2 separate regions of the Mus musculus genome follow, and region 2 is linked to region 1. The links are chromatin loops, found by intact Hi-C in ENCODE. Cell type or tissue: heart. All regions are shown on one strand. Each heading gives the region's core, and the rest is flanking DNA. Links, peaks and the distances in the headings are about the cores only. Region 1 holds the start of n-TWcca2 (a tRNA gene). Region 2 holds the start of Slc25a3 (solute carrier family 25 (mitochondrial carrier, phosphate carrier), member 3).

Region 1 (16,405 bases), core at 3,357-11,356:
CTAGTGAATTTAAAAAGAAAAAAAATACGAAAAACTATGACCCCGACGTGATTCGAACACGCAGCCTTCTGATCTGGAGTCAGACGCGCTACCGTTGCGCCACGAGGTCCTGCTGGGCTCTGCCTCGCGCGGTTTCTTAGGAGTCCGAAAACATGGCGGTTAAAGGCTGCCTGCTGCACCTATTTCCTGCCTGTCACTCGGGAGCTGGCGTAACCGGAGCGGGTTCACTCCGCACCCGACTGTCGCTCTCCGTCTAGGTTGGGAGGTAACCTGCGGAGGCGGGAGACTAGTTCCCGTCTAAGCCGCTCAGCCGAGTCGAAGGAAACCCGCTCTTCCTCGCCTTTCCGGCAGCCACTTCCGCTCCGTTCGTCCCGCCCCCGCCCGTTAGGGGCGGAGACGCCCTCTCCCCTCCCCCACGCGATCTGCGCGCCGAGCTGGCGACCTCCCTTTGTAATCTGGCGGGATTCCACTGCGCACGCGCGGGCCCGTGCCAAATGGCGCTCGAATCACCAGGGTTTGTCCCCGCCAAGCGTCCGCGCTGCCAGAGCCAAAAGCACTAGGCGTTTTCTCTCGAAGAGACAAGTTTTCGTCTCACAGGGGGCGTTGAAACGTAAAAGAAATCGTTTTGAAAAAGACGCAGGTTTTAGTTTACAAAGGATTCCTGACCACTTTTGACAGAGATAGCAAGTCGTGGATACCAGCCGACAGCAAAAATTCACAACCTCCCCGTCGGGGAATTGAACCCCGGTCTCCCGCGTGACAGGCGGGGATACTAACCACTATACTAACGAGGAGCTGTGGGGGAAGAGCTCTTCCAGGTATTAGATAAGGTTTCTCTCCCCTCCCCCATGGGTTCCAAGTTCTCGGGGATTGAGGATTCAAAATTGGACTTCTTGGAATGGGCTGTTGTATGTCTCTGGTTCTGTCTCTGTAGAACAAACTACACTTCCAAGTCAACGTTAATGAACTACGTGAAAATATCTTAGCAGAACTCTAAGCTTTCCAAATGTTTCAGTCTTTTGTGTTTGAGTTGATCGTGACAAAGGGCAAAAGAATTGAGATCCTCACACATTCGTCTTAAGTTGGAGCTCAAGTGAAGGTGCCAGCTCTCTAGTGCGGTCAGAGATGTTCCGAAACTCTGAGTGCCTTCAAAGGATTCGTCAGCGTTCATGACACAAAAGGATCTGTGCTCTTGAATTTACTGACCGCTTCACTTTTCTTATATCCCCGTCTACAACTTAAAAAAAGAACAGAAGCAAGCTTTAAATGGCTAATACTGCATTTAAAGAATTTAAAGAGAAAAGATGTGCCATCTATTAACGTAGAGCTGTGGAAAATACAGCAACAGAACCAACAGGAACACACGTGATATACTAAGCCATTTCATGAATAGGATGAATAAGATCGAGCTATTCCCCCCCACCACCACCACCTCCGGGAGGAACAAGGACAACAAACGTTTTAACTTTGTCACCAAGAGCATTTACACAGCCATAGGTAAACACACATGGGTGACAAGGATTCAGGAGATACTTGGAACGTACAATGTACCAGACATTGTATTAGATGCCCTGGGAGACCTTATGTTATGTTATAGTAGGAGCCAGCTAGCCAGTTCCAATATCAGTATTAGAACTTTCACTCGTGTATCTCAAGGGGTCCTATTCTTGCAGTGTGTTAAGAACTATTGCATTTTTATAGATCGTAAGTTACATAGTAATCTAAAAAACATCGGGTGCCAGGGTTATTTAATATAGACAGAAATGATAATTTCAGGGGTATGTTTTGGCCTTTTTTCCTTCCACCTCTAACTCTATTAAATTTCCTCCAAAAATTGCTTCCTCCCCCCCTCCCCCCCATCCTGTAGCTTCTGTCCACTTCTTAATCTCCAATAACACTTCTGAGGTCCAAAAGGCCCCGTGGTAACTATGGTGATGCCCTTTTCTGGGAGAGTTTTAAAGGACTTGCCCTAGGTCTTTTAGTTGGCAGAGCTACAGGGAAGCTGGAACCCAGGTCAGATGAATCACCTGTTTGCCCTGCTCTGTATATGGGAGAAGAGGCACCCACTGCCTGCTTTCACCCTGTCTCTGCCAAAGCTATGCCTGTGTTCCGACACATATGTTACTGCTTACTCCCTGGGGCCTGCTAAGCAGGAGCCTGAGTCAGCTCGGATCAGAGAGCATGCAACTCACCACCTGCTGTCTCTCTTCCTAAAATGGAAAGGGAAAGCTGGTAATTATTAACCTGAACAGGGTGTGGGAGATTCCTTACTGTCAGCATTGGGAGAAGGCGCAGGTTACAAATGCCAACTGGCAGGACAGAGGACACTCAGTGCTCTGTGCGGGCAGATAGCATAATGGCACTTGATTCTGGAAGCTTCAAATTTTGGAGAGTTAGTAATCATGTCTCACAAGAGGACTCATGCTCATCTCAGCAGAGGTGACTAGGGCTGAAAGAGAACCTTATGCAGAGTGACTGTCTTAGGGTTTCTATTGCTTCGATGGAACACCATGATGAAAAGCAAATTGGGGAGGAAAGACTTCCATATTGCAGTCCATCAACAAGGAAGTCAGGACAGGGACTCAAACAGGGCAAGAACTGATGCAGAGGCCATGGAAGAATGCTGCTTCCTGGCTTAGTCAGCCAGCTTTTTTCTTTTTTTCCGAGATAGGGTTTCTCTGTGTAGCCTTGGCTGTCCTGGACTCACTCTGTAGACCAGGCTGGCCACGAACTCAGAGATCTGCCTGCCTCTGCCTCCCAAGTGCTGGGATTAAAGGCATGCACCACCACGCCTGGCTGAATTCTGTTCTTATGGTGCTTATATTGTACTGTCAGACAGACAAACAGTAAACAATATAACAACATGTTAGACATCAGTAAGAACAGAAATTGAAAGTAATAGAGTTAGAGAGTGGCTAGTTAAATAGGTGTGATTGATGGAGGTAAGCTTGGTTAAGAAGGGAGTACTGGGGCTGGAGAAATGACTCTGGTTAAGAGCACGCATTTCTGTAGCAAGGACCCAAGTTTGCTTCCCAGCATCCACATCGGGTAGCTCATAATCGACATGCCCCTACACACACACACACACACACACACACACACACACAGTTTTTTAAAAAAAGACAAACATCTTGACAACAGGAAGATATGAATATTTCCCAAGACTCGGGGAGCGTCCCAGAACATGGAGGAAGAGGATGTGGGGATTGTCATGAAATGCTGTGTTTAGATGGGAGATGAACTCACAGCATCTGTGACTACCCGCATGTAGCTGGTACAGACTGAGGCTGCCTGTGTTCCATCATGGATCAGGGAGGGGCTCATAAGGCCCCACCTGTCTGGGAAGGAGATTCATATTCCTCAGTGGTATAGCCATGGGGGCGGGGGTTCTCTGAGTTAATAGCCCTCCACCCATGCTTATGCAAACCCTAAATCAATATGCAGGTGGTGTTGGAGTGTAAATGGGGGAAGAAAGAAAGAAAGAGAAGAAGAGAGAAAGAAAGAAAGTAGGGATTTGACAGGATAATAGAGGGAGACAATACCAAAGTATGCTATATATGTATGTATGAAATCGAATGGAATGGAAAATGAAAGAGCTTTTAAAAAGTGATTATTGGGCTGGCGAGATGGCTCAGCGGTTAAGAGCACTGACTGCTCTTCTGAAAGTCCTGACTTCAAATCCCAGCAACCACATGGTGGCTCACAACCATCGGTAATGAGATCTGACGCCCTCTTCTGGTGCATCTGAAGACAGCTACAGTGTACTCACATATAATAAATAAATCTTAAAGAAAAAAAGTGATTATTTGCACAAAAGTGAAAAAGCTAAGTGTGTCTTGTTAATATGACTGATTCAAGGGCATGTGGGTCTTTGAAGAAACCATCCTAGGATTTGGGCTTTCATCCTGAGTGAAATGCCATTAGAGGCTTTTGAAGTTAACTAATTACTTTTTGGAGACAGGGTTTCTCTACATAGCCCTGGCTGTCCTGGAACTCACTGTGTCGAGCAGGCTGGTCTTGAACCTACAATCCATCTGCTCTTTCCCTCACCTCTCGTTCTGGGATCAAAGGCTGGTTTCACAGAATTGTGAGCAGAGAATGGCGTGCTCCGACTGCTGATTTAGAGTCTCTGAGGCAGCTTTGGTGGTGCAAGCCTGTACTCCTAGGCAGGAGGCAGGAAGATTTCAAGCCTGGGGCATAGTGAGATTGGGCCAAAAAAGACAAAGAAGCAAAGATAGACAAGAGAAAAGAGGCAAAAGGTGGAAGGGGTTGAGAGGAGACTGTAGGGAGTTTTGCGACAGATTTGCTGTGATAAAACACTTTGATAAAGACCAATGCAGTGAAGGGGGCCTTGTTTTATCTCACATGTCCAAATGATTGTTCCTCATTGAGGGAATCAGGGCAGGAGCTCAAGGCAGGACCTGGTGGCAGGCTCTAAAGCACAAACCGAGGATGAATAAATACTGCTTTCTGGATTGCTTTCTGCCTCCCTGCATAGCTGGTTCTACATCACTGGCCCACCTTCCTAGGGATGTTGCCACCTACAGTAGGCCAGGCCCTCCCACATCAATTATTAACCTAAATCTCTCCTCCTCAGGGCCATAGGACAAGCTGATCAAGGTAAATTTTCAACTGGGAATCCCTCTTCCCAGATAACTCTAGATTTGTGTTAGGTTGACAGTAAAAACTAACATCGCAATATAACATGATGGTTTATATATTTATCTTTTTTTTTTGTATAGTATAGAATAGAGTTTATTCAGGACATGGGGATGGGGAGTTAAGAGGGTAGGGGCCTGGGTTCTATTCACAGAGCCTACACAGTGGCTCATAACTGTCTGTAACTCTAGTTCTGGGGATCTGATCGTTTCTTGTCTTGTGTCCAGTCTTAAGGCAAAGCCAACCCAAACCTGATGCCCACCCTGACCTAAATCAAGCAATCAATCAATCAGTCAAATCAATCACTCTACCCTCTACTACCACACTCTGGGGACTCATGCTCTCTCCCCTGACAGATTGGGGTGGTAGTGGTGGTGTCAGTTTTCAAGTTGTTGGGAAATACAAATTCATTTTGGGTATGTGGAGGTGGGATAGAATAACTTCTACTTTGCACTTTGTTTATTTTATTTTTTATTTTTTTGTTTTTCGAGACAGGGTTTCTCTGTGTAGCTCTGGCTGTCCTGGGACTCACTCTGTAGACCAGGCTGGCCTCAAACTCAGAAATCCGCCTGCTTCTGCCTCCCAAATGCTAGGATTAAAGGCGCACGCCCGGTGCTCTTTGTTTCTTTTAAAAGCAAAGCAAAAGTAGGAAAAAACAAAACCAACCAAGTAAGCAAGCAAGCAATAACAAAAGGGTCTAAGGAAAAAAAAAAAAGCTGTCTGTAGCATTTTTGAGATTTTGTTCTCTTTTATCAGCAAAGTGTTGTCAGAAGAGTTTACCCATGATCAGCCTGGTGTGGTGGCTCACATCTTTAATCCCAGCATCTCAGAGGCTGAGGCAGGAGACTCGTCTGAGTTTTCAGGACGCCTTGGCTACAAAAGGAGAGTCCATCAGACAAAGATAAACAACCAAGCAAAATCCCATAAAGTAGTCAGAAAATACCACGCAGCTTTACTCTTTATGCATTTATAAATACCGAGAGAAGTTGAAAGGGAAGAAAGTAATCTGTTAGAATGTGCGGATCTGGAAGGCGGGTGGTGGTGCGCACCTTTAGCTGCTTGTACATTGAAAATTCTAGGTCAGACAGGGCTACACAGAGAAACGCTGTCTCAAAGCGGGTGAAGGGGCGGGAAAGAAAAGAAAAAGACGAATAATGTTGAATTAAAAAAAGAAAAAAAGAAGGGGGAGGGGGCGGGGAAGACATGACTACTTCCAAGTATGGCTGTGGAGGTAGGTTTATTGTAGGTAGGAGAGAGAGCACTGCCGGAGGTATCTGAAAGTGTCTGGACTGAATTGGGTCAGCAGAGTGGACCGCATTATGAGACGCATGAGAAGGGAGAAGAACGAGAGAGGGAGTGAAAGAGAGGAGAGAGACAGAGCAGGAGAGAGTACCAGGAGCCAAGAGAGCCAAGTATACCAAGAGGGCACGAAAATGTCTTGAGTTATATAGGGAAGAGGAGCTAGCAGAAGGGAAGCAAGCGAAGCTCAGGTGCTGGAGGGGTTTTAGGGTCCGGGATAGGGGTGAGAAATGCTGAGAAGAGCAAGGCCAGGCCTCTGCAACAGGTAGCAAAGATGCTGAGAGATACTGGGAAGAACCAGGCGGCCAGCATCCGCTTTGATATGTTAATAGGCACCTCAGCCGTTTGTCCAGGGTTTCTTTGAGATCTTATTTAAAAAAAAAAGTGCGATCTGTATTTCCGAATTTTCTACTAGATACCTGTTATTATCCTGAGCTGAAGAGTTTAAGGTTACTAATATGAGGCAAAACAAACAGCTCAGGTGTCCTTCCTTAGCTCTCTGGTTTTGTTTTGTTTTTTTCCTACTGTGATTCTTTGATTCTTGTTTCCTCATTATTGCGCAGCTTAAGCTGTTTTTCTAGCCCCCAGCCTGGCAAAGAAGGGGCAAAGGCGAGTGAGGAATTGAATCCAACCCTGGGCGGGTGGCTTTTCCCGGTGTCCCTTTGTCTCAAAGCCGAGTGTTCCCGGTCTTTTGTTCTCCGCAGCCAGCAGGATTTGAGATTTAAAGAAAAACAAGAGCCGAGTCTCCTTGCGCCCTCTGGTGTCCCAACGAAGTATAACCAGATAAAATCCACAAATATCGCGGCCATTTCACACAACCGAGATGCCCAAGGAGAGGAGAACGTCAGGAATCTTGGATGAATCACATACCAACAGAATTTAGAAGTGTGGATACGGATTAAAATGAACAGCAGCAGCAGCAACAACAACAACAGTAACAACAAAAACAACAGTGCCTGTGATGCAGATATTTAGGAGAACTGTAGAAGCTGGGATGTGCCAAGCAGCTCTGGGTTTGATTTCCACTAATGTTAAACACAAAACAAAACCTACCAGTAAACAGCACAGTTCTCAAAGCATTTGGCAAAGGATTATGGGTACTAGAACCAAGAAAGTCTAGAAAATCCAACGTAAATCACTCTTTTACCAATTCTTTTTTCTCTATTTATTTGCTTTTTTGTTTTTCCCAGACAGGGTTTCTCTGTGTAACCTGGTTCTCTTGTAGCCCTGGCTGTCCCAGAACTCTCTCTGTAGACCAGGTTAGCAAGATCCTCCTGCCTGTGCCTCCCGAGTGTAAAGATTAGAGTCGCGAACCACTATCCTCACTGCAACCTGTTTTTAAAAGCCAGCAACATTTCTGAGCTGTGCATTTGGAGTAGGAATAGAAGCAGGATTTTTTTTTTCTCTTGACTTTTGTTTGTTTAAATTTTCCTTGAGGGTGAGGGTAGGGGTAGGGGTAGAGTATATATATAGAGAGCTTAGTGGTTAAGAGCACTGACTACTCTTCTAGAAGGTCCAGGTTCAATCCCTGTGTCCACGTGGTGGCAGACAACTGTCTGTACTCCAGTTCTAACAGACATACACACTGGCCCAAACCAGGCAACATATTGAAAAGGTCAGCTTAGGAACTTTGGGAAGGTCATGAAACACTTGCCCCCCTGGAACCGAGAGGCTAATTAACATTCCTCAGACCACAGGGTGGGAACTGAACTTCGGGTGAGGACACATTCGGCAGGACTGACTGTTGCCCACTTTCAGACTAGGGAAGTCCTTTTCACCTCATTCTCTAAAGACCAATCAGTTTAAAGGGTGCACTGTCCCACCAATCATATTGTGCCTAGTTGCTGATGCTCTATTCTACCCTTGGAAATCATAGAAAACCTCACCTGTTGCTGGGGCACCTCTCCTTCCGGTCTGGGATGACCCCAGTGCACTGGAACAATAAATTCCTCTTGCTTTTTGAATCGATCCTGGCTCCACATGGTTCACTGAGGGGTGCCGGGTAAGCTAAGTTTCCCCAGAGTCTTACATTATCAGATAAAAGTAAATACATCTAAAAAGCTTTTTAAAGTTTGGCTGTCCTGAAACTTGCTCTCTAGACCGGGCCAGTGTCGAATTCACAGAGATCTGCCTGCATCTGCCTCCTGAGTGCTGGGATCAAAGAGTACTGAGTGCTGGGATCACTCCTGGCTGGTAAGGTTTTGCTTTAAATGTTTGGTAGGTAAGACTATAGTAATTAAGTGGCACCGTAGTTGTCTTTGGATAAGCAACACAACACAGACATAATGAAACTAAAAAAGTACCCAAAAGGTACATAGATAAAACTTTTCTCTGCGGTTCTCTCTCGGCTGACGTCAGGGTTGGCTTGGCAGTTCACCAAGGTCTTCAGAAGATTATAGTTTGTCTTAGTTTGCTTCTTTGTGGCTGTGATAAAACGCCTTGACCAAAAGCAACTTGGGAAGTTAAGAGTTTATTTGGCTTAGAAATTATGGTCTGTTCATGGCAGGAATCGGAAGGAAGGAGCTGATGCAGGGGCCATGGAGGGGTTCTGCTTACTGGCTTGCTCAGCTTGCTTTCTTATGAAACCGAAGACCTCCTACCCAGGAGTGGTACCACCTACAATGGGGGCCGTTTCCATATCAATCATTCATCAAATAAATGCCCCATAGAGGTGCCACAGGCCAGTTGGTGACGGCAATTCTGTTCTTGCAGTTAACTCAGGTTTGTGGGATACCAACCAGAACTAACCAGGAGGCTGCTTCTTATTCTTCTGGCTCTTCTTTTGACCTTTTTTCAAGACAGGGTTTCTCTGTGTAGCCCTGGCTGTCCTGGAACTCACTTTGTAGACCAGGCTGGCCTCGAACTCAGAAATCCGCCTGCCTCTGCCTCCCGAGTGCTGGGATTGCATGTGCCACCATGCCCCAATCTTCTTTTGACCTTTAACCCATCAATGTCTCCTTTTTACAAATGTCATTTTGTGGTCACAATATAATTTCTGCGGGCAATGAAGACACGTTTTCAAGGTTGGCACTTGAGTGGAAAGCCAGCCCCAGCAAACTTTCCAAATTCACCCATTTAGCAGCAAGGAGGCTTATCCAGAGTCTGGCAGGTTTCTCCTTGTTTGGTCAGCCTGTTACTGGGGAAAATGAAGCAAAAACCAAGCTTTACATTAGATATCCCAAGTATCAGATATTTACATTATGACTTATAACAGTAGCAAAATTACAGTTATGAAGTAGCAACAAAATAATTTTACGGTTGGTGGTCACCACAACATGAACTGTATCAAAGGGTCACAATATTAGGGAGGTTGAGAACCCCTGATGTGGAGCTCTGTGTTATTTTTAAGTATAGTATAATTCACTTTTTCCTTTGAGTAATGAAAATAATTTAATCATTTTATGTGTGTAGTGGGGGGCTATACCCAGAGACGTAAACACTGTGTAACTATCTCAAAGTCACCCAAGCTTTATGAAGGATACTGTTCACATCCTTACTCTTTTTCAAAAGATTTAGATCTATTTAGTAACTTTGTTGCAACTTGTTTCATTTTTTTTAATAGTTGCATTTATTTTTTTTTCTCTTATTGGAAATAGATTATTCTCTCACATATTATATCCTGATTATGGCTCCCCCTTCCTGGTTCCTCCCCACCTGTCCTCCAATCCAGATCGACCTTTTCTGTCTCTCCGTAGAAAACAACCAGGCTCTTGGGAGGCAGAGGCAGGCAGATCTCTGTGAGTTCGAGGCCAGCCTGGTTTGCAGAGCAGGACTCAGAGAGACTTCCAGGACTACACAGGGAGACCCTGTCTTGAAAAATCGTAAACAAACAAACAAACAAACAAACAAAACACGAAAAAAACCAAACAGGTTTCTAAGGGATATTAAAATAAAATATATTAAGGTAAAACAGACTAGGACGGAAACAGACAAACAAAACGGAAGGAAAACAGCCCAGGAAAAGGCACAAGAAACAGATTTAGACGCAGGGAGCCACTGATTCCCACATTCAGGAATCGCATAAAAACACCAAACTAGAAGCCGTAATACATACATGAAGGACCCGCTTCTCTGGCCAGAATGCAACCTTCCTCTTTTTAAAAAGAGGTTAAGCATAGTTTTGTGTTTATCTGTAGGGTGAATTTTCTCCGGAGCAAGTTCAGGCACGGGGTTCCCTTCCAGGGTTCCCTGGCAGCGTAGTGGTTTTAGAATGGAAGGCCTTGTTTATAACAGCAGTGGAGATGGGGCTGACGTGGTAGTTGTTTTAGGACTATGAAGGAGAACTCGTATTTTCTAGTCTGTACTAATCCGAGTTAATGCTGTGTCGCTCGTTCTCGTTAAAGTAGCATTCACTCAGTTCCTTCTCAGAAGCCTCAGTCCAGAGGAAAAAAAATTATCTTGTCATTTATTATTTGAAATACATCCCAAAATATCTTTGTTACCGTTTGTCCACCCCTCAGCCAGTATGTGGTGGGGTTGTCAGGAAACTTGGCTTTGGTGTCCTTCCTTGGGTGTCTTCAACGGAGCACAGAACAGTGCCTAGCACTCAGTGAATGCTTTAGAAGTATAACTAATCGATACATAGATTCATCGCTGGGAACTAATCGATGCATATAGATTCCTTGCTGGGTGCCTGGCTCCTTGCCACCTGAGCAATTGGGTTCTGTTAACAACAAATATGAAGGAATGGTTTTGGGGTATACAACTCACGGTGCCTGCCAAAACACACATTTGAGGCTTAGATAGATTCTGTCAAGTTGTTCCCCACAGGAGATGAGGTGGTTTACACTCCCACCAGCAATATGTCTGAGCATCTGTCTCCCTAACCTTCATCCACATGGTGTTATCAAAATTTCTCTCTGTGCCAATCTGGAAGTTTTAATTTGCATCTCCCTTATAATAGAGAAGTTTGAGCATATTTCCATGTTTTAAAGCAATATGCAATTTATTTACTGAGAACCGTTTATTTTTATCCTTTGCCCATTTTTTTTTTCTGAGGCAAATATTGGCCTTTTTCTTATCAATTTGTGGGAATGCAGATAGTTACCAGATTTTCATGTGTTTGGGGTTGGTGTTTGGTGGTGTTACTAAGCAGAAGTTAAAAAAAGAATTTATATTTAGCCTTTTTAAAAAATAGCTTCAAGATCTTGTATCATGCTTAGAAGTGCTTTTCCTATTTCCTTCTAGATCTCCCCCATTTTCCTCTTTTACTTTCAGTTTTGAGGGTTTATTTTTATTTTTTTTGTAAATCTTGATCTGTATGGAATTTTTGGAGTGATTTACATATTTATTTGTGGTGCGGGGGATTATATCTAGGGCTTTTTGTGTGTTGGGCCTATACTCCATCACTGGGTTACATCCCTAGCCCTCCATCTTGAGTTAATTTTGGTGTGATAATATAATGCTTACCAAATATTTCATATTTTCTCCTCTAAGGAAAGCTATTAACATGTTCCAGATTTTCAAAGACTGCTTATTATGGAACTTTTTAACATGCCAAAGGGTTGCAAAAAACATCATTCAAACTGAGTGGTGGTGGTGGTGCACACCTTTAATTCCAGCACTCTGGAGGCAGAGGCGGGCAGATCTCGGAGTCTGAGGCCAGCCTGGTCCACAGAGCAAGTTCTAGGACAAAGAACCCTACCCAGAGTTCCACACAGAAAAACTCTGTGTCTAAAAAGAAAATAAATTAAAAGAAGAATGGCATCAATGGCAAAGAAGCCAGGAGAAAAATTTAATTTGTAATTACATGCCGTCTTAGTCAGGGTTTCTATTCCTGCACAAACATCATGACCAAGAAGCAAGCTGGAGGAAAGGGTTCATTCAGCTTACATTTCCACACTGCTGTTCATCACCAAAGGAAGTCAGGACTGGAACTCACACAGGGCAGGAACTTGGAGGCAGGAGCTGATGCAGAGGCCATGGAGAGGTGCTGCTTACTGGCTTGCTTCGCCTGGCTTGCTCAGATTGCTTTCTTATAGACTACCATCCCAGGGATGGCACCACCCACCATGGGCCCTCCCACCCTTGATCACTAATTGAGAAAATGCCTTAGCTGGATCTCATGGAGGCATTTCCTCAAGGGAGGCTCCTTTTTCTGTGATAACTCCAGCTTGTGTTAAGTCAACACACAAAACCAGCCAGTACCCATGCCTTAAACATCCTTACTTTATAATTTTATTTTTATTGGTTTCGTGTCTATGTCTGTATGTGGGTATGTGTTCTTGCACACGATGCCCGAGGAGACCAGAGTCATCTTATCCTCTGAGGCTGAAGCTTCAGGTGGTTGCGATCTGCCTGATATGGGTGCTGGGATTCAAACTTGGGTCCCTTGGAAAAACAACAAATGCTCCCACCCACCAAACCATCTCTGCCAGCACCTACAGCCTTATCTTATAAGACACTAACGTTTGTTAAGAATCTGTTGAGTATAACACACACGAGCAATTGTATCGGAAGTACGCAGAACTCCAAGGCTGGTGTTAAAGTGAACACTTGTGTACTTGTTGCCCTGGTGACCCAGATTTGCAGCATCCGTATCTTGAAAGTTCTCCATGCGCTCTGCTGGGGTCCTAACATTTTCCCTCTTCTGTGTTACCCCTGATTTCTTTGATAATTACTCCTTGAGCCTGTTGTATATTTACAACCTATAGAACTTCTTAACTACTGTATTGTTTGGTTTATGAGATAGGTTTTCTCTGTGTAGCCCTGGTTGTCCAGGAACTTGCTCTGTAGACCAGGCTGGCCTCACATATCTGCCTGCCTCTGCCTCCTGAGTGCTGGGATTAAAGGCGTGCTCCACTGCTGACCCAGTTACATAAAAGATAAGTTCAGCACATCTCTGGATCACAGTAGATCTGTGAGAAAACAAAAGTCCCACTTGGGAAAATGGGGTTGGGGGTTGGGCTTATGGGTGAATCATGGAAATACAGAATATCCTGCTTTGACATCGGGCAGGTGTGAAGCTTGAGTCATGTAGTAGACATCTGTAAAAAAAATCTAAGAGTGTGGGATGTGGGGCGGTGGACTGTGAGCGGAAGCCTGGTAAGGTCGAGCCAAAGGCTGGAAGCCCTGGTGACCCTAAGGGATGGTAGGAGCTTCGCTTGCTCCTGGCACCAGGCCCCTGTCACCTAGCCGCAGTCCCCCCCACCCCACCCCATACAGAGATTTGTGGCCATCAGTCACATAAGGGCAACACCCTAAGCCCTTCCACATGTAGGTGAGGCATCCCTAACATCTCAGACCAAGACAATAGGAAAAGAGATGTGACCACAGCCACATAGGCCCCAAAACAGAATTCTCCATTCTAATGAGGTGCCTCTAGAGGCCTGGAGGGCTTAGCCAGTAAGCTTCCCTTCCCAGACATTCCTCCCTACAAAGGGTAATCTCAGGCCCACCCTGAGAAGTGGGGTATAGTTTTATGCATTCATTTTATGTCATGACAATAAACTGTTTAGAACCATGGCCTGCCCTGCCTCTTTTCTTTTTTTCTTTTTTTTTTTTCGGTTTTGAGACAGGGTTTCTCTGTGTAGCCCTGGCTGTCCTGGAACTCACTCTGTAGACCAGGCTGGCCTGGAACTCAGAAATCTGCCTGCCTCTGCCTCCCAAGTGCTGGGACTAAAGGCATGGGCCATCACCGCCCGGCTGGCCTGCCTCTTTTCATCAAGATTTCCTGTGGGGAGCAATGAAGAAAGTCTTCGCCTACAGAGCTGCAGCCTAGTTTCAACAGAAGGCCTCTCTGAGATCCCAGCCACAACCGCCAGCAAGCCTGCTGCCACCAAGATGAGGACAATTATCCTGGAGAGACAAGCAGGAGCTTTCCCATGCCATGGCCTAGGCATTATCCCCGGCCTGTACCCCCCCACCCCCACCCCCATTCTCTGCTCACAGCCCTTGCCACACCTCAGACTTCCCTTTTACACTCCCCAGAGCAGTGCCCCGGGTGCTTCCCTACAGCGGGGCATCCGCCCAGGGATGGAGTAAGCACAGTCAAACTCCCTGCGTTCTGCCTGCCCAAGCAGCTGTGCCAGTGGCAGAGAGGACTCTGGACTACAACTCGACAGCGGGGCTTTTTCCCAGTTCCTTTCAAGTTCTGTAGGATATGTGTGTGTACTTTTGGTGTGTGTGTGTGTGCGCGCGTGCGCATGAGCGCGCGAGGTTTAGATGCTAGAGGTCAAAGCTAGATGTCTTCTTCAACTGCTTTCCACTTTTTGTTTGTTTGTTTGTTTGTTTGTTTATTATTGAGTCAGGGTTCCTACCTGAAGCTGGTGCTCTCTGCTTTGTTTAGATTATCTGGCCATGGACCTGCTGGGATCCATCGGTCTTAGCCTGGTTTTCATGCTGTACTTTCAATGGCTTTTCTACACATTTCTACCCTCGCCTTTATTTTGATTTTTAAATTCTGTTTTCGTGTTGTAAGATTTCATATGCTCATTCTCACATTTAGATCCTGCTTTCAGTATCGTATTTGGTTCTCATCTTATGGAAACAAAAATACTGTCTTTTCTTGGGGAGAACGTGAGAGGGTGCCATCTGCAGCATCTTCCCTCCTTTACAGTTTCTGCTTCCTTCCAGTAAATCTCTTCCTCCTTTCCCACCTCCTCTTCTTTTCCCTGGAGGTAGGGTTTTACCATGTAGCCTATGATCCTCCCTGGTGTTTGGATTGCTGGTAAGTAGCCTTATATCCAACGATGGTTCTCTTTTCTTTCTTCTACTGTTTTTTTTTTTTTTTTCCTTTGGCTCTTGTAAAGTTTTTTGTTTAGTTGGCAGGCTCCCATTAAGTCGCTCTGGCTACTCACACTGTAGACCATGCCAGCCTCAAACTCAGAGATCCATCCTATCTTTGCCTCTTCAGTGCCGGCCGGGATTAAAGTTGTGTACCACCACACCTCGTACTTGTGGAATTTTAAAAAAGTCCTTCATGGTCACAAGATGCTTTCTGCAACATCCCACTCACACATGACCCCATACAGAACAGGGAAAAAGAAGCACCAATACTGGCCTAAGCTCTCTTTATCAGGAAGCCAAGTCATAACAGAGTTTAACTCTCTATGTATCTGACTGGTCAGATATTTATGCCAGCCACATTCCCATCATGAAGAAAACTACAGCAAAAGGGAGGAAACACCACTAGAGGGTATAGAATAAGGCTGTGGGGAAAGACTCATAACCCGCAGTGTGTTTCTGCTTTAAGCATGTACAAACGTGGGCTTGGTGAGCAAGAAATATGGTGGAAACGAATGTCAACTAGGCAGCTAAAAATGCCCACTTTGCTCTTCACAAAAGCATCTCACACGGTACATTGTACTGACGACAACCAGCAGGTGAAATCAGACAGAAATTGTCCTGAACATCTCACAATTATATAATGCTAAGGATTGACTCATATATTTTTAAAAAGATTTTATTTATTTTATGTATATGAGTTCACTGTGGTTGTCTTCAGACACACCATAATAGGGCATCTGATCTCATTACAGATGATTGTGAGCCACCATGTGGTTGCTGGGAATTGAACTCAAGACCTCAGGAAGAAGAGTAAGTGCTCTTAACTGCCGAGCCACCTCTCCAGTCCCCTGAGTCATATTTTTAAATTTTGTGCCTATATGTGTGGGTCTGTGCAAATGTGAGTGTAGGTACCCAAGGAGGCCAGAAGAGGGAGCCAGATTCTCTGGAGCTGGACTTGGAGGTGGTTGTGAGCTGCCTAGGGTGAATTCTGGGGACTGAACTTTGGTTCTCTGTGAGAGCAGCCTGTGCTATTAACCACTGAGCCAGCTCTCTGGATCCATAGAATGTCCTTTAAAGAACAATGGTCAGTCTACCTGCACAAGGGTAGTGAATGAGGGGATGTTGTAAGAATAAAACAGTTGAACAGAATTCGCAATAGTTTTAGGACTTGGCTTGAGAAAAAAAGTTAAGATGATGGAACAAGAGTTTGATTAAGTTCACAGTAATAACAAGACATCGCACATTGATATCAACATCAAAGGGGGCAAAGAAGGAAAGCCCAAAGAGGAAAATGTTTTTGAAGGTTTGTTTGTTTGTTTGTTTATTTATTTATTTGAATTTCTGCCCATGGAAGAACTGGCTTCCAGCTGACAGAAAAGCAGCTGAAGATGGTTTGTTCTGCTGCTTCTGATGAATTATTAGGAGACCCAGGAAAAAGTTATGTTCATTTAAAACAAAGCATCAATAATAAGATAATGCCATCAACTCTGGCTTATGAAGAAGGAACAGGTACTCGCGGTCTGTTCGAAACGTTACTTTCTGTGTTCTTTGGGTCTGCCTCGCTCGGGTTCTTAGTAGCACATAACAAAACTTTCAGTTGCCTTAAGCAGAAGCAAAATCTATTAAGATCTCACGAGGTATCACGAGGGAAGCCCGGGAGAGACAGAGTAGGCTTGATTGCTTCCCGGCCAGAAACAAGTGACTTCAAGACTACAAAAAA
Region 2 (16,405 bases), core at 5,056-13,055, 65 kb before region 1:
TGTTTGATTCGGGTGCACCAGTCACAGAGCAGACAACCTATAGAAATCTGCCTTTGACATTTAATCACTCTTAGACATGACTATATGTGAAGTGTCTGGAAAATAGTCATTTGTCTTTCAATTCCAACAGAACCCAACTCAACTGCCAATCTCATGCACTCCTCTCATGGATGTCCTATTCACGTCTACATTAGACATGTTAGTAAAGAAAATGTTAAAAAAAAAAATCCAACATGTTGACGTGAATACTTATTAGTACATTTAGTTATTTAGTTATGGGTACATCTGAAACCAGTTCTCAAACTAGCAGTCCTCCTACCCCTATGTCTTAAGTGCTGCGCCACCATTGCACAGCTGCAGTCATACATTTGAAGTGGACATTCTGCTTGGATTGAGGAACAAACGTTTATGCAGCAGTTAGAAATGGCTTTGTACACCTTCAATCCCAGCACTCAGGAGGTAGAGGCAGGTGGGTCTGAGTCTGAGGCCACCCTGGTCTGCAGAGCAAGTTCCAGGGAAGCCAAAGTGACAAATTGAACCCCTGCCTCTGCGAAAACCCACCCCCCAAAATTCAGTGGGTATATGCCTGTAACCCCAGCACTTAAGAGATAGGGGTAGGAGGACTGCTAGTTTGAGAACTTCTGGTTTCAGATGTACCCATAACTAAATAACGAAATGCACTAATAAGTATTTAAGTCTACATGTTGGATTTTTTTTTTTAACATGGAGTGGGTCATTGTCAACAACAGACTTTGTACCAACACCTACAAACAAAACTTGAATCCTACATAGGCAATAGCCATGCCTTGGCAACAGATAGCTAACTGTGTACCCTGAATAGATTTAGGTCTCTGACCTATTTTGGGTTGGCTGCACCAATCTATTTCCAGTCCTGCTGCTTGTTCTTACATTTTGGTCCAACTACCATCCTCACAAGAAATTCAGTCTTAGGCAAGGTGTGGTGATGCACACTTGCAATAACTCTCAGGAAGGAGACTGAGTTAGAGACCAGCCAAGAGTATATGAGAACCTTCCTCAAAAAGTTTAATTTCTTTTTTCTTGTATTTGGTATTTGTAGTAGATGTTTTCTCTCTTTTTTTGTTTTTTTGGTTTTTTTTTGTTTGTTTTGTCAAGACAAAGTGCAGTCCTGGCTGTCCTGGAACTCACTCTGTAGACCAGGCTGGCCTCTGCCTCCCAAGTGCTGGGATTAAAGGCATGCGCCACCACTGAAAGTCAAGTCCTAAATGAACTTCAGCCTTGCTTTTACTGGAAGCCTTAAAAGCTACTCAAGACCCAGCTGCCCTGGAACCACCATGCAGAATAATATGCTTAATATGCTGGAAGGGAACCTTTCTAGCCCAGGCAAATGAAAAGATGTAAGACCCAGATAGCTCAACGGATACTTCAAAAAGTTTCACCTAACAATTTCAAACCTAATAACCCTCCCTAGAACTTCAGTACAGGTGTACATTTAACATGCAGCTAACTAAATGTACAACACGAAACTTGGTTCAATGTTCTTAGAAAACAGATTGGTAATGAAAGAAAGCATTTCTATTGGAATTCTTGCAGAAACAAGCTGTAGTGGCTCTTATCTATAATCCCAGGAAGCTGAGGCAGGAGGATCACCTGAATTCTTGGATTACCCGACACCCTCCCCTTATACACACACACGCGCGCGCGCGCGCACACACACACACACATTATATGTGTATCTTATGTAGAGATTGTTAGCTCTCTCCAAATAGCAAGAACTTGAAGGCAAAAATCAGGAAACATAAACTGGGCCTTTGTATTTCTGAATAAACAAGCAGGAACCTGAACATCTGTGCAGCTTTAAAAGCTGGGCTAAACCTCAGGAGTATGCCTGAGGCTGCATCTCCAGCTTCGCTCAGTTGTCTAGCAGCCTTTCCCATAAAAAACTAAATAAATAAAAACAAAACTGCAAACTGCTGACATTCCATCCAGTCTGGTTGTGTGAAAAGTAGGTCACCTTAGTCTTTTTAGCAATCCTGCTTTGGTCCTTAACTATCATTTTAAGAATGAGCCTAATCTGGGTGCCCTTTTACAAACACAGACCAATAGGCCCACTAGCATTAAAAAGTGAACATGAGACAAAAATTTGCTATACTAAAATTAGCTTGTCAAAAAAATAAAACTACAATTCAGTGTTTATCCATATTTAATAAACCATGTTTTTGAAAACCCAAGACTATTTCCTAAACACAGGAGTTTCTTAAGTGAGGGGACAATTTAGGAATAGCACCAATGGTTTACTTAGTTTACACTTTTTTCCTGGGGTGAATACCTTAATTATTCTTTTTGTTTTAGGACTAAATCTTTTTTCAATACTAGTTTTTAAAATAACAAACTCATAGACATCAGGAATAGATGGGTTTATTTAGCATTAAGTTTGAAACTCTTGCTTTAAGCAAGGGTACTACAGTAATTATATCAGGAACAGACATTTCCTACACTGTCAAATATATAAAAGTTCCTTTGCACTTTCAACACTGATCAACAAGCAGATTCAGTCCATGTTACTTTGATGTATCTACTCAGTTAACCCAAGCTTCTTCTTCAGAGACTCTGGCATCTCAGGGGGAGGAGGGCGAGGGAGCCTGAAGTAGACCTTCACAGAGTCGTAGATGAACCACTGTAGTGCAGTCAGAGTGCCAATCATGATGATTCGGGCGAAGAGCCCCTTCCACACACCTGGTTCAGAGAGGAGACATGAGTGCCCGAGCGCCACCTACCTCCCCACGCGCACAGTGAGCTGCTGTCTCAGGGGAGCCTGACTCACCTCTGAAGCCCAGCCTCTGCAGGACCTGAGACGCGGTGCTGCCTTTCTCTTTATTCAGCACAGAGACCACAGAGTCAGCAGGGTGGGAGACGATCGCACAGAAGACTCCAGCTGGGGGAAAGGGAAGGGAAAAAAAAATCAAGATACCTCCAAGTAGAACTCCTTCCTCAGCCTCCCAGTGCTAGGATTACGAGCATGTACCACCACACTGGCTTTAGCTTATTATCCAAAACATTTACATTTAGATTCACTCACTCTATATGCATGAGTGTCTTCCCTGCATGCATGTATGTGCACCACATGCATGCCTTGTATGCCCAAAGATCAGAAAAGGGAGCCATATCTCCTGGAAGTGGAGTTACAGATGCATTTTCAAGCATGACAGTAACATGAATAATAATAATGGTAACTATAGAAAAAGATTTTTTGGAAATAATTAAGAGTATGTAGAATCTGGCAGAACATAAAAACAGGCAGATAAAAGTGCTCCCAAATCTTTGGAAATTTTCCTTCACAAAGGGGCCAACAATGGAAGTGATATAATTTGCATATAATTTCATGATGTGTTCTAAATAATTCATACCAGGGGGGGAGGGTATGGGGTACTTTTGGGATAGCATTCTAAATGTAATTGAGGAAAATACGTAATAATAAAAAATATTAAAAAAATAATAATTCATACCAGCCAGGGTGTAGTGATACATACCTCCAATCCCCTAACTTGGGAGACAGAGGCAAGTGGATCCTGGCCTACATAGTAAGTTCTAAGACAGCCAGGGTTATAAAGTGAGACCCTGAAGGTAGATATATACATGGACAGACAGGTCATACCTATGTAACCTGCCACAAATGTCACAACCAGCTGCTCTGCCTTTGTACATTCACTTCGGGGCTTAGGAACCACAAATTTGTACAAAGCTTCAACAGTACGTTCAAAGCAGGCGAACTTCATCATGGTGTACGGGATCTGTCTCATCCACAGAGGAGCAACGCCCTTGTAGAACCTAGGAAATTAGCACACTAACTTAAACAGGTGCCTAAACTGATTTAGCAGAGATTTTCTTTCACCATCCACAGACGTGTCCGCACACCAGTCGAGTCCTGACAGTAACACATGACAGCATCACGCATGTCACTTCCATCAGAACCTGAAGACTAGCATGCAGGTATATTAGTCTCACATGCCAATGACTCAAGCACCTTCGACTATACAACCAACAAAGTTGCTGGACGTTTCTTGGACTGGAACCACAAGAAACAAGAAGTTTACAGGTAGAACTCAGTCCAAGACCCATCCACAAAGGTGGATCTAAGGAAGCATGTTGGCATCTGAAACATGCAAACTGTGTATAGCAGAAATGTCCTAACAAGCCCATCCTCCTGAGTCAATAGATACTTAGACAAGTATCATTTTCAGACAGACAGACAGACAGGACTTGATTTTAGGTTCTCCCCAGTGACTCGTTTTAGGAGAATACGCACTTACGCATTTAAGCCTTCCTCTTTATACATTTTGGGAACAGCTTCCCTCAAGGTGTTGGCATAACCAGGCTGGGTTTGAATTCGAACTTTAGCAGCTTCCATAGGAGCCAGGGCAATGTCAGCGAAGAATTCAGCACTGGCAGAAGAAGCTAAATACAGTGATGTGCGCCACAGGTAGGTGTTTTCCTAAAAGACAATATACAGAACAGATATAAACCGCTGTCACGTGGCCATCTCAATCTAACTTTCTATGACAATGTGATTTCAGAGACTCTAAAATTACTCCTCTCCCCCTTTCTGGTTTAAGATCTAACTTCATCAGTCTATCCTAGTCTAGCCTTGTTATATGGGACAATCTGGCTACAAAAATCACAATATACCCAAATGCTAGGAAACAGATGCACATTATACCCTGCCTGACTTGTCTGAACTACTCTTATTACACAGTCCATGAATAACACTGTGTCAGAATTAAGTTTATATTGTCTCTCAACCTCATAACTAATACAAGGTATATACTCTGAATATAGATGGGACACATACAGTAATCCTATACTACATAAGAGAAACCCCAGACTCTTCTCTTACACTAACACACACACCACCCATACTTACTTAGAAATAACATAGTACATTGAGAAGCTAGAATCTTATGAAATACACTTTGCTTTTCATCCTGTCTTTGCTATTGCTAAATATGCCTTATGAATTGAGACATGCTGCACTCTTTCTAGGGCCATTTCTTCAGCCATAAAACAAGGTAAGCCCAACAAAAAGCATAACATCTTTCTCAAACACTTGGGACACTAAATGTCAAAGTAAAATCACATACCTCACCAAGTATGTTGCTATATAAGGCTTTGAAGACTTCATAAAAGCCGAATTTGCAGAGCCCTTGCATGGAATAGCCAATCAAAGTTGGGGCCCATCCTTTAGCCAAACCACGAACGCCATCTTCTTTCAGTGTAATGGAGAATCCATTAAATATGCCTTTGTACTTCTGAGGGTCCACCTTTAAAATGGGAAAATGTCAATATAAAAGAATTAGCTATGTTAATTTAGTTGTGTTTTTTTTTATTTGCCAAGTTATTTATAATGAGTTTTATAAATTAAGATTTAAGAATATCTAACACCTTTCACAAAAACTTTATTCTACTACTGTGCTTTTTTGTTTTAAAATTTAACTACAAAAGGTATATGAAAGTTCTTAGCTTAATATAAGCTAAACACCTATGTTTTTAAATTTTTTGTGTGGTATATTCCTGTGTATATGCTTCTGTGAGCATGTATGTGGAGGCCAGAGGTCAATGTTGGGAACTGCCCTTTACTTTGGAATCTCTTCTACCACTGTTCCTGTCTCTACCAGCCTAGCTGGCCAGCGACCTCCGGGGACCCTCTCTATCCGCCTTGGCAGTGCTAGGATTATACAGGTTACAGGTGCATGACCATGCCCGACTTTTCACACAGGTGCCTGAGGGTCTCACCTAAGTTCTTCAGGCTTACATAACAAACACTCTACAGACTGAACAATCTTCCCAGGCAAACTGGGAGGAGTCCAGGCTAGTCTCCAACTCACAGTGATCTTCCTGCCTCTGCCTCCCAGAGGCTAGACTGCAGGCATGAGCCATCACTCCCAGGCTCTATTTAGGACTGTTTCTATATCAAGGTCTAACTTCCTTTAAATTATAATAATTCTTGGACAGTAAAAAACTATGTAATTCCAAAAAGAAAATTGCTCTTAAGATATAAGTATGTATTCCTGATCCCGGAGTCCTTTACGTAGATGATACTGCACTACGAACCACTGTGAACATCAGATAACCCAACTAGACACAATTGTAAGAGGTACAGCATCTCCTCTGAGGTACAGAATCACTTTTACTTCAGAAATTAAATTTACTCCAAAAGACACGCATGTTTCAGGACTTACACTTGGTATCTATTTGTTTAACAACACTGTGGGTAAGGGAGCTTATCTCACTCTCTGCCGGTACTAGAAGGGCTGGTATACATCACCTTCCTCTCTCCCTCCTAATATTTCAACTTCCTTTCTCTTTTAGGTAAGGAGACTTCTAATCCTGTTTGGGACAAATAAATTTTTAATGTTTCATTACTTTTTTTCAATTATTATGATATTCAAATTATAAAAACACAAAAGAGGCAGTGCTCACTTTCCCTATAAAGACAACAAGAACTTTTCTGAGAAATAAACATGTTCTTTGCCTCAATATTTAGGGACAGGAAGTTAGTTCACATGAGATAACACAAGACTGACTGACCACTTTGATACAAAAAATACTTATACAGTGACTACTTGGGGGTCTTGAATTAGTAGGCTTTGAAAAAGACCTCTGGCCAGAACTGAATGCCAGCAGTTAAGATCCACTTATAGTAAGAGCAGAACAATTAACCTGAGCGTGGTGGCGAACGCCTTTAATCCCAGCACTCAGGAGGCAGAGGCAGGCGGATTTCTGAGTTCAAGGCCGGCCTGGTCTACAGAGTTCCAGGACAGCCAGGGCTATACAGAGAAACCCTGTCTCGAAAAAACAAAACAAAAAGCTCAGAATTGGAGCAGAAGGGATGGCTCAGCAGTTAAAAGCAGTAGCTGCTCTTCTAGAGGTTCTGGGTTCGATTCCCAGCACCCACATAATGGCTCACAATCATCTATAACTCGGTTTCTAGTGAAGCAGATGCCCTCTTCTTTGGACACTAGGCATGTGATGCACAAACATACATGCAGGCAAAGCACCCTTACACATGAAGTAGAAATCTTTTGAAAACTAAACAAAGCTAGAAATGTAGCTCAGTGGTAGAGGGCACTCCTAGCACACATACTAAGACCTTGATTCCAGCATAATTCCTATGTAACAATAATAAGAAATGAGACCATCGATTTGAGAGAGTGGGAGGTGGAGGTATGGGAGGGGTTGTTGGGAGCAAAGGGATAAGAAGTAATATAATTGTACTTTAGTTTAAAACAACTTTGCATTAGTAAGGTAAATCACATACACAAGACACAGCGGGTCAGTATCAGACACTTGCCTGTCAAACCTGTCAACCTGAGTGCTATGCTTGGGTTCCCTATGGTTTAAGTAAAGAACTCCCAAAAGTGGTCTATTTATTTCCACACCTACCCACCCACATAACATATATAACTTACATAATCAAAATGTTATCATAGCAAATAATAAAATATAAATAAAACCACTCATGCCAACAATACAAACCTGCATGCGGCACTTTACTAAGTCCAGGGGAACAACAGCAGTGTGTGTCAGCCCACAACTTAAGACCCCACCAAAGCCACACAGTGCATAATACTTCATGGAGCCAAATTCACAACTGTACTCTGTAATAAGACAAGACACACCGTGCATTTTAATATGGACTCGTATTAGTGTGCATCAACTTACCTCCTGGGCAATTAGGTTTCCACACAGCTTGTTAGTAGCAGTCTATATCTTACAACTCACGTTTCAACAGAACGTTTTAGTCCAGCATGCAACACAAACCTGCATTCTGCATTTAATGAGATCTAGAGGAACCAATGCTGTATGTGTTGTGCCACAGCTAATAATTCCTCCGAGGCCACAGAGGAGAAAGAATCTGCCAGATCCATATTCACAGCTATACTGCTCTGTTTGATTGAAGAAAAAAGATCAATTATTTCTTCAGAGACTAAGGAAGTCGAGGGGAAGGAAAAAAAAAAACTATTTCCTTTTGGTATAGTACTATCACTAGTATGCAGCTTTAGCCACCAGCCACAACTAGGTAGAAAGATGAGTTCTCATATAATGTAAATGACATGAAAGTCACTGTCAAATCAGATCACTAAAATTATTAGTATCTGTGAGATACTATTTTCTAAAACTTCCTGCATTGGTAATTTCAACTAAAGGCAGTTACTAAGAGCACCCTCCAAGGACAGCCCAAAATCAAAAAGAGCACTTAACATGTGCAAAGCTTGCTAACTTTAACGTTTGCTCCAGCTATTAACCAACTACTCACTTATGAACTAAGTAAGTCATACCTAGTTCCTGCAGTCAAAAACATACAAAGATTTGCTTTAGCTTTTGAAATCAGAGGAAAACGATAGGAGATAGTGAAAAGGAGTTTTCTAATCACGTTTAAGACGCATGAAGCACATGAATGACTGGGGTGTGGGTGGGGACTTCTGTTTTACACACACAATGTAGGTAACGTTTCTCTTGAGGCCTATAATTCAGCTTTCGGGTTTCTCTTGTACTTATGTTCCACTAGGATTTAAAACATACAGTTATTGAGTCACCCAGCTCAAATCCCAAAAACATAAACTCAAAGGAATGCACACCTCATATAATCTGCAAGTCACCTCCTTCACCAACCAGTAGCACAAAAGGAAGAGATTCCCAACCCCATTACCTCATATACAATTAAATGAAAAGATAAAACTTGGGAAAGGAGATCAAAGGAGAGTTTTCCAGGTAATTTTTAAAAAGGCAAGTCAAATAAACGTTATGGAGTTGCAACTGTGTCTGGCTAGTGGTTAAAAAGAGATTTTACCCAGTATACTTGGCTGACCAAGCGGGCTCACGGGGGAAGATAAAGAAGTTGGTTACCACCTCTCTGCCTCTACTCCCTTCGGGACACGGAGGTCACTGAGTGGCGCTGGGCCTGGGCCCTTCCACGCCCTTGAGGGAGGGCCAAGGATCCGACAGCGGCCTAGGGTGTCAGAGTTGCCATCCCAGGGTCAGCGAGAGACCGGTCCTCGGGTCCAGGGCTGAAGCGTCCTTCCCCGACCTCCAGTTCCTGCCCAGGACTCGGGAGGCAGAGCAGGGGGGCAGCATGTAACCAGCGCTCCCACAGGGCAGGGTGCGACCTCACCTTCCACGGCGGCGGCGGCCAGGTGGCGGGAACGCCGGGGCGGAGCTGGGGGACTGCGGGGACCCGACAGGCCATCGTGCACCAGCTGCAGGTGTGGCGCGTTGAAGGGGTTCGCCCGCGCCAGGTGCGCTACGGACGAGAACATCCTCCTGCGGGGGAGACAGAGGGCGGAGGTGAGAGAGACCCGGCGCCGGGCAATGTCACCGGAGCCCCGCGAGACATGCCCGGCTCTGCGCCCTTGAGGAGGTCACAGCTTCTTCCCCAGGGACGCCAAGCCCGGCCGGGCCCACGGCCAAGGCGGCGGCCACAAGGGACTCAAGGCTCCGCGCCGCGGCGAGGCCCGGTCGCGCTCACTTGCCTAAGATGGCGAACACCCAACCGCTCGCTGGGCAAGGTTGCGGCTCACAGAGGCCGAATGTCCTCCCGGCCCGAAGATCCGTGCCCTTCGCGCGGCGTCACCGTGACGCACGCAGAGCGTCACTGCGCCACGCGCCTCTCATTTGCGGAGAGGAGCGCAGAACCTGGACGTCATCGCGTCCTCCTAGCAACCCTATCCCCGCCCACGTCCAACCCCAGCCCTTCCGGCCCTGCTAGTGCGCAGGAGGATTCCTACTGCGCAGGCGCAGATCCAAAGCGCCCTCCTCCCCCACTCCCCTTTTTTTTTTAAAGTGTAGTCTTGGCCTTGGACGGGCAGGTGACCTACTCACTCTGTCCCTTCACCTTCCGGTGTTTTCTCCTTGGCGCCAGGAATTTTTACATGTCTTTAAGTGATTGCGGGCATAAACTTTTAAAGACATGAATGCTTAAGTGATACGTTATTCAGGTATGGAAGCTAGGATATCACTACAAGATCTTTGATCGGAATTCCTGCCATCATCGGACTTTTCAGAAAAAAATTCCATCACACTGACTTTTGACATAGGCATGTCTAAATTTTCCACCAAGTTCTGGTGGAAAGGATATACAGGAAGAACTCATACAATACATAAAACTGCTTCTGCCTCACAGAATGTCCATGGCCCCTGAGAACAGTCAGTCAAGGCTTCGTTCCTGGAGGCACAGGCATGCGCTGACATGAAAGTAACCGATGAACTGTGTGCGTGTAAGACAGGACTGTGTGTACTTCAGACATTTACAAGATCATCATCACTCTGATGTCAACAAGCGGGGGCCAAGTTCCACGAGGGAGAGTTTAGAAGCAATCAAACCTGTTGTAATTCTTGCGTTTAACATTTTCCTGGGACGTTTATCTCATCTTTATTAAGCCTTTTTATCTAACCCAAGACACCACTAGAGCTGGCTCCTGTATTGACTATTGTAGTTATACTAAGTCTACCTCTGCAGTCAGTGCTCTGCTGTGTCCTTTAAAAATTCTTAACATTTACAAACAAAAGACATTTTCATTCATTTTGCCCTAGGTCCTTCAAATTATGTAATTGGTCCTGGATAGAAGAAATACTTTTAGAGTTTATGAAACATCAAGAAGATGTAAAAAAAAAAAAAATGTTTACAAAACATCTTTCAGAGGTCTGGTACTTGATTCCTAGTACCCACCTTGATTCTAGCTCCAGGGGATCTGACACCATCTTCTGGCCTCTATAGGCACCTGCACTCATGCACACACACACACACACACACAGACCACCACCACCACCACCACCACCACCACCACCATTTTTTAAAAAACCTTTAAAGATGAAATTTATAAAACATTTTTCATAAAAAACTGAAGAGGTTTAAATTAGCCATATTTCTGCTGCTATGATAAAACATCATTTTGGCTTACACCTCCAGAGGGATAAGAGTCCATCATGGTGGGGAGGCATGACAGCAAACAGCAGACATGCCAGTAGGCCCCCAGGTACATAATGCTTCCAGCAATGCCACAAACCTCCCCCAAAGGGCTCTACCAAGGGACCTAGTACCAGGGACTAACTACAGGGGCATTTCTCATTCAAACCATCTCAGGGCTAGAGACATAGCCTGGTGATACAAGGGGCAGTGAGTTCAATTCCCAGCACCAAAATAGGAAAAGGATGTGAGCATTGAGATAACTCAGAGAAAGGTGCCTGTACCAAGTCTACGAAGCCAAACTGCATTCCCCAGGCCCATAGAATCCCAAAAGTCATTGTCTGATCTCTATGTGTCTGCCATGGTTCACATACACCTACCACACACACACAAAATAAATTTCTAAAATACGTTTTTAAAATACTATCTAGGCAAAATATTAAAACTCTCATTTCTCAAAGTATTATTTATTATTATTGTGTTTGTGCGTACACACACGTACACACACACACACACACACACACACACACGTGTACATATAGAGGTTAAGAAACAGCTTCCAGGGCTGGTGAGATGGCTCAGTGGGTAAGAGCACCTGACTGCTCTTCCAAAGGTCCAGAGTTCAAATCCCAGCAACCACATGGTGGCTCACAACCATCCTTAACGAGATCTGACTCCCTCTTCTGGAGTGTCTGAAGACAGCTACAATGTACTTACATATAATAAATAAATCTTTAAAAAAAAAAAAAAAAAGAAACAGCTTCCAGTTGAATTTCTCCCTCTACCATATGGATCCTGGGGATAAAACTTCGGCATGTACTGCTTGGTGGCAAATACCTTCACTTGCTGAGTCATTTTAACAACCTCCTAAACTTCTCCATATAACATGCTAACACCTAAAATTATAGGTGGGTATATATTAAGGAAAAGTTGGACCTTATAAGTAAGGCCCAACCACACATATAAAAATTTCAAGTCTGAGGAAGATACACATAGAAAACACAGATGAGCCGGGCAGTGGTAGCGCATGCCTTTAATCCCAGCACTTGAGAGGCAGAAGCAGGCAGATTTCTGAGTTTGAGGCCAGCCTGGTCTACAAAGTGAGTTCCGGGACAGCCAGGGCTATACAGAGAAACCCTGTCTCAAAAAACCAAAACAAACCAAACCAAAACAAACAAACAAAAAAAAAGAAAGAAAGAAAGAAAACACAGATGAAATTTTCATTTACTTATTAAAAAGGTCTCAAAGGGACATTGAAAGAACTTATTTCTTCATGAGTGGTGGATTGCTGGCCAAACAAGTTCTACCATTAAACAGATGTGTGGTGTCCGGCTCTCCACAGATGTGACAGCAACCTCACTGAAGTCCTGACACACAGGTGGGACGTAGTGTATGTTGAGAGCTGGCTTTCCAGCGAGATGGAGTTAACAGACAAACAATTTCCACTGGCCAAAGAAAGGTCACAGAGTCCCTGCCGTCTCCTAGCAACCTTGTCCAGTCCTCTCCAGCCCTGTGACACTCTTTCCTTCCAGAGTGGCAAAAGTCTCAGGACGTGTTCATCAAAAGAGAATATAGGAAGCAAAGCAATGACAGATAACTAAGTACCCAAACACCTCTTTGTCTTAAGCCCTCACTTGCCTGCCTCATCCACATAATTTGATCTCCTGTAGACAAGCAAGTTTTGAAGATTTATTACGTGATCCCTATTGTATAGTAACTACTTTCTAATCTACTCCTACCTCTGCCCCCTACTCCCAACACCAGATAAAGCTGGTGCCCTTCACCTTGTCGCTACGTACGCATCTGGCCCTGAAGCTGGTGGATAAGATCCAGGGCTAGCTGAGAGAGCTGTGTGTTGATCTGTTCCGTCAACAAGGTGACCTTCATGTGGTAAAGGCTGCTGTTTCACTCCTGCTTCCCAAGTGCTATACAGGTTTTTCTTATACTTAACCTCAGATCAGAACCACATAGGGAAAGGAAATCTGGGAAATATAGTTGCAGCTTTACCAAAGAGGCGACTAGAAGTTACAGGGCTGGTTTGATAGCTCAGCAAGTAAAGGTGCTTACTGTGCAAGTCAGAAGGCTCAAGTTCAACTCCCACAATGCATAGAAAGATGAAAGGAAAAAAAAACAAGTCTACAAAGTTGTCCTCTGATTTCTGCACACACACACACACACTCACGCACATCACACACAAATATGTCACCATAAGGAGGAAGTAGTCAAGGTCATTGAGGACAATAATACACAGCTGGAGAGTGATTAGCTCTGAGGAGAGATGGTGATAAGATGACGTAGCTAGCTAGCTCTACAGGGTGAAAGTACAGGGTTTTTAAAGGTCCTTCCTAGCAGGAAGAAGGAAAAAGCATTCACCATTTTAATATCTGCAAACCAGAACACCAAAGAATACACAATTAACTTTATAGTAATCCACAGAACACAGTCCAGCTGAACAGGACATGGTAAGAGTCATCAGCCCCGAATCTTTAGTGTTTTGTTGTTCTTTTGCTTTGTATTTTGAGACAAGGTCTTACTATGTAGTCTTGAGAGTCCTGAAACTCATTATGTAGGCCAGGCTGGCCTCAGCAGAGATTGACCTGCCCCAGCCTCTAGAATGCTGGGATTTAAGGCATGTGCTGCCAGGCTTGGCTATCCCTGCATCTTTGAAGTCCTTGAAGTGGATAGATTAGATGACTTAGTGGTTAAAATCACTAGCTGCTCTTACAGAGGGCCCAAGTTCAGTTCCTTGTACCCACATGGGGTCTTTTTTTTTAATATATATATGTAAGTACACTGTAGCTGTCTTCAGACACTCCAGAAGAGGGAGTCAGATCTCGTTACGGTTGTGAGCCACCATGTGGTTGCTGGGATTTGAACTCCTGACCTTCGGAAGAGCAGTCGGGTGCTCTTACCCACTGAGCCATCTCACCAGCCCCCCCACATGGGGGGGGTCTTACAACCATCAGTAACTTCAGTTCCTGGGATCTGGTGCTCTCTTCTGGACTTTGTAATCATCAAACATGCACAGAGTGCACTTACATCATGCATAAAAAGCACTATCTACAAAAAATTACAGATAGATAACCCTTTTTAAAAAGTTCTTATCCAGGTGCACATCTTTTTTTTTTTTTAAAGATTTATTTACTATTTTTATGTAAGTACACTGTAGCTGTTCTTCAAACACGCCAGGAGAGAGCGTCAGATCTCATTATGGATAGTTGTGAGCCACCACAAGGTTGCTGGGATTTGAACTCAGGACCTTTGGAAGAGCAGTCAGTGCTCTTAACCACTAAGCCATCTCTCCAGCCCCAGGTGCACATCTTTAATCCTAGCACTCTGGAGACAGAGACAGACAGATCTCTGAGTTCAAGGCCAGTATGGTCTACAGAGTGAGCTCCAGGAAAACCAGGGCAACACAAAGAAATTTTATCTCAAAAGTAAATAAAAAGTCCTTGACCATGGCATTAATCTCCTGATATCTGCAGGAATGTGGCATTGCTTTGGCTTAATATTTCAGGATTTCTAGAAACTTCCTCTGGCTCTTTCATATGATAATATCCCATGTCCCACAGACCAGAGTCTCAGTGTGGCGACTGTGCCAATGCTGAGTTCACACATTCCAAATGTGCATTTTAGAACTGGAGAAATACCACAAGGTTAGTGGGGTGAGACAGACTTCAACCATAGACTACTGATTCCAGACTTCCAAAGTCTCCCTTGAGGCTGGTTATCTCCATGGCTTTGTGGGTCTCTAAGGAATTGATGCCAATCTAGAGATAGCATCTGATAATATGTTTGGATGGTTTTTTTCCCCCCTCTTCTTCATTGAATAGCCAAACTAGTAAAGGAATACAGGTCAATTTGGGAAGCACCAGGTGTGCATTAGCCTAGTTATCTACTACAACAGAACCAACAGAATAAATATTTTTTAATTATAATTTTCGGGAGGCAGAGGCAGGCGGACTTTTGAGTTAGAGGCCAGCCTGGTCTACAAAGTGAGTTCCAGGACAGCCAGGGCTATACAGAGAAACCCTGTCTCGAAAAAAAAAAAATTACATATTTTTAAATGGAGGATTTCTTTTTTGTTTTAAAATTTATTTGTTTGTTTGTTTGTTTCTTTCTTTCTTTCTTTTAAGTATGTGAGTACACTGTAGCTGTTTTCAGACACATCAGAAGAGGGCATCAGATCCCATTACAGATGGTTATGAGCCACCATGTGGTTGCTGGAAATTGAACGCAGGACCTCTAGAAGTGCAGTCAATGCTCTTAACTATTGAGCCATCTCTCCAGCCCAGAATAAATATATTTTACAAAGGCAACTTTAGATTGGCTTACAATGCACGGGCTGGGAAGGCCAACAATGGCTGTGTATCCCAGTAGCTTGCTCAGTTTGTGCACTGAGACTGGATGCCTCAACAATCCCAGTCTGGCACTGAAGGAACTGGACAATTCCTGGAGAATTTCTGTTCATTCATCAATTGAAACCCAAGGAAACTAGGTTACCATGTCAGTGATGGATGGTGGCAGTGGTGGCGGCAGCAGCAGCAGCAATAGAGTGGATGCACTCACCAGCAGGTAATGGCAGAGGTTAGGCAAAAACAGCACTGTTTTCCCCTCAGCCCTCTTTTTATCTCGCTCCTGCTAGAAGTTGCTGTCTATTCTGTGGGATGGTTTCCTTTATCCAGTTCATCCTTCTAGGAGGTACGTAGCCTCAAAGATTCTTTTTTTTTTTAATTATTTATTATATGTACGTATACTGTAGCTGTCTTCAGACACTCCAAAATAGGGAGTCAGATCTCTTAACAGATGGTTGTGAGCTACCATGTGGTTGCTGGTATTTGAACTCAGAACCTTCAGAAGAGCAGTCAGTGCTCTTAACCACTGAGCCATCTCTCCAGCCACACCCTCAAAGATTCTTAAAATGGTGTATCCCATAGGTAATCCCATGCAAATTGAAAAATCAAGAAATTGGGGCTGGAGAGATGGCTCAGTGGTTAAGACTGACTACTCTTCCAAAGGTCCTGAGTTCAATTCCCAGCAACCACATGGTGGCTCAAAACCATCTGTAATGAGATCTGATGCCCTCTTCTGGTGTGTCTGAAGACAGCTACAGTGCACTCATATAAATAACTCTTTGAGCCGGGTGTGGTGGCGCACGCCTTTAATCCCAGCATTTGGGAGGCAGAGGCAGGCAGATTTCTGGGTTCGAGGCCAGCCTGGTCTACAAAGTGTGTTCCAGGACAGCCAGGGCTATACAGAGAAACCCTGTCTCGGAAACACGCCCCTCCCCCCAAAAAAAAAGAAAGAAAAGAAAATCAAGAAATTACCATTACGAAGTAAAAACTTTATAGCAGAAATTTTGGGCTATATAGTAGGATCTCCCTTAAGGAAGTATCTGTGCCTTCATATTTTGCATGTTGTAATTTGACCCCCCAAGGCAATGGTATTAATGGATGGAGACCTAGG

Evidence for each region. A loop is a pair of places that touch in the nucleus more often than their neighbours do. Peaks named below come from ENCODE experiments on the same cell type or tissue, not always from the same donor. Only the 100,000 strongest peaks of a DNase experiment are listed, where the experiment ranks them.
Region 2: a loop joins it to region 1, with 2.2 times the contacts of the local background. A loop is called at or near these places in 1 of 42 quality-filtered maps.

The regions. Positions count from the first base shown.
Region 1 is chr10:91,181,375-91,197,779 of GRCm38, forward strand. It overlaps n-TWcca2 (a tRNA gene), which reads right to left and starts at 109; the gene lies at 38-109. It overlaps n-TDgtc16 (a tRNA gene), which reads right to left and starts at 794; the gene lies at 723-794. It also overlaps a transcript of Tmpo not described here. In heart, for the core only: CTCF peaks have their summits at 3,739 (motif pointing left) and 6,718 (motif pointing left); a DNase peak (open chromatin) is centred at 6,707; H3K4me3 peaks cover 1,271 bases; H3K27ac peaks cover 2,093 bases.
Region 2 is chr10:91,114,410-91,130,814 of GRCm38, forward strand. It overlaps Slc25a3 (solute carrier family 25 (mitochondrial carrier, phosphate carrier), member 3), which reads right to left and starts at 9,558. Exons shown (of 8, transcript NM_133668.4): 1 at 9,507-9,558; 2 at 9,149-9,297; 3 at 7,513-7,634; 4 at 5,118-5,297; 5 at 4,290-4,471; 6 at 3,635-3,807; 7 at 2,804-2,914; 8 at 2,165-2,715. The coding sequence starts at 9,293. The coding sequence ends at 2,555. Gm24119 (a small nucleolar RNA gene) reads right to left here and starts at 4,127; the gene lies at 3,882-4,127. In heart, for the core only: no CTCF peak of the experiment used is centred there; DNase peaks (open chromatin) are centred at 9,642, 10,232 and 12,382; H3K4me3 peaks cover 3,508 bases; H3K27ac peaks cover 3,429 bases.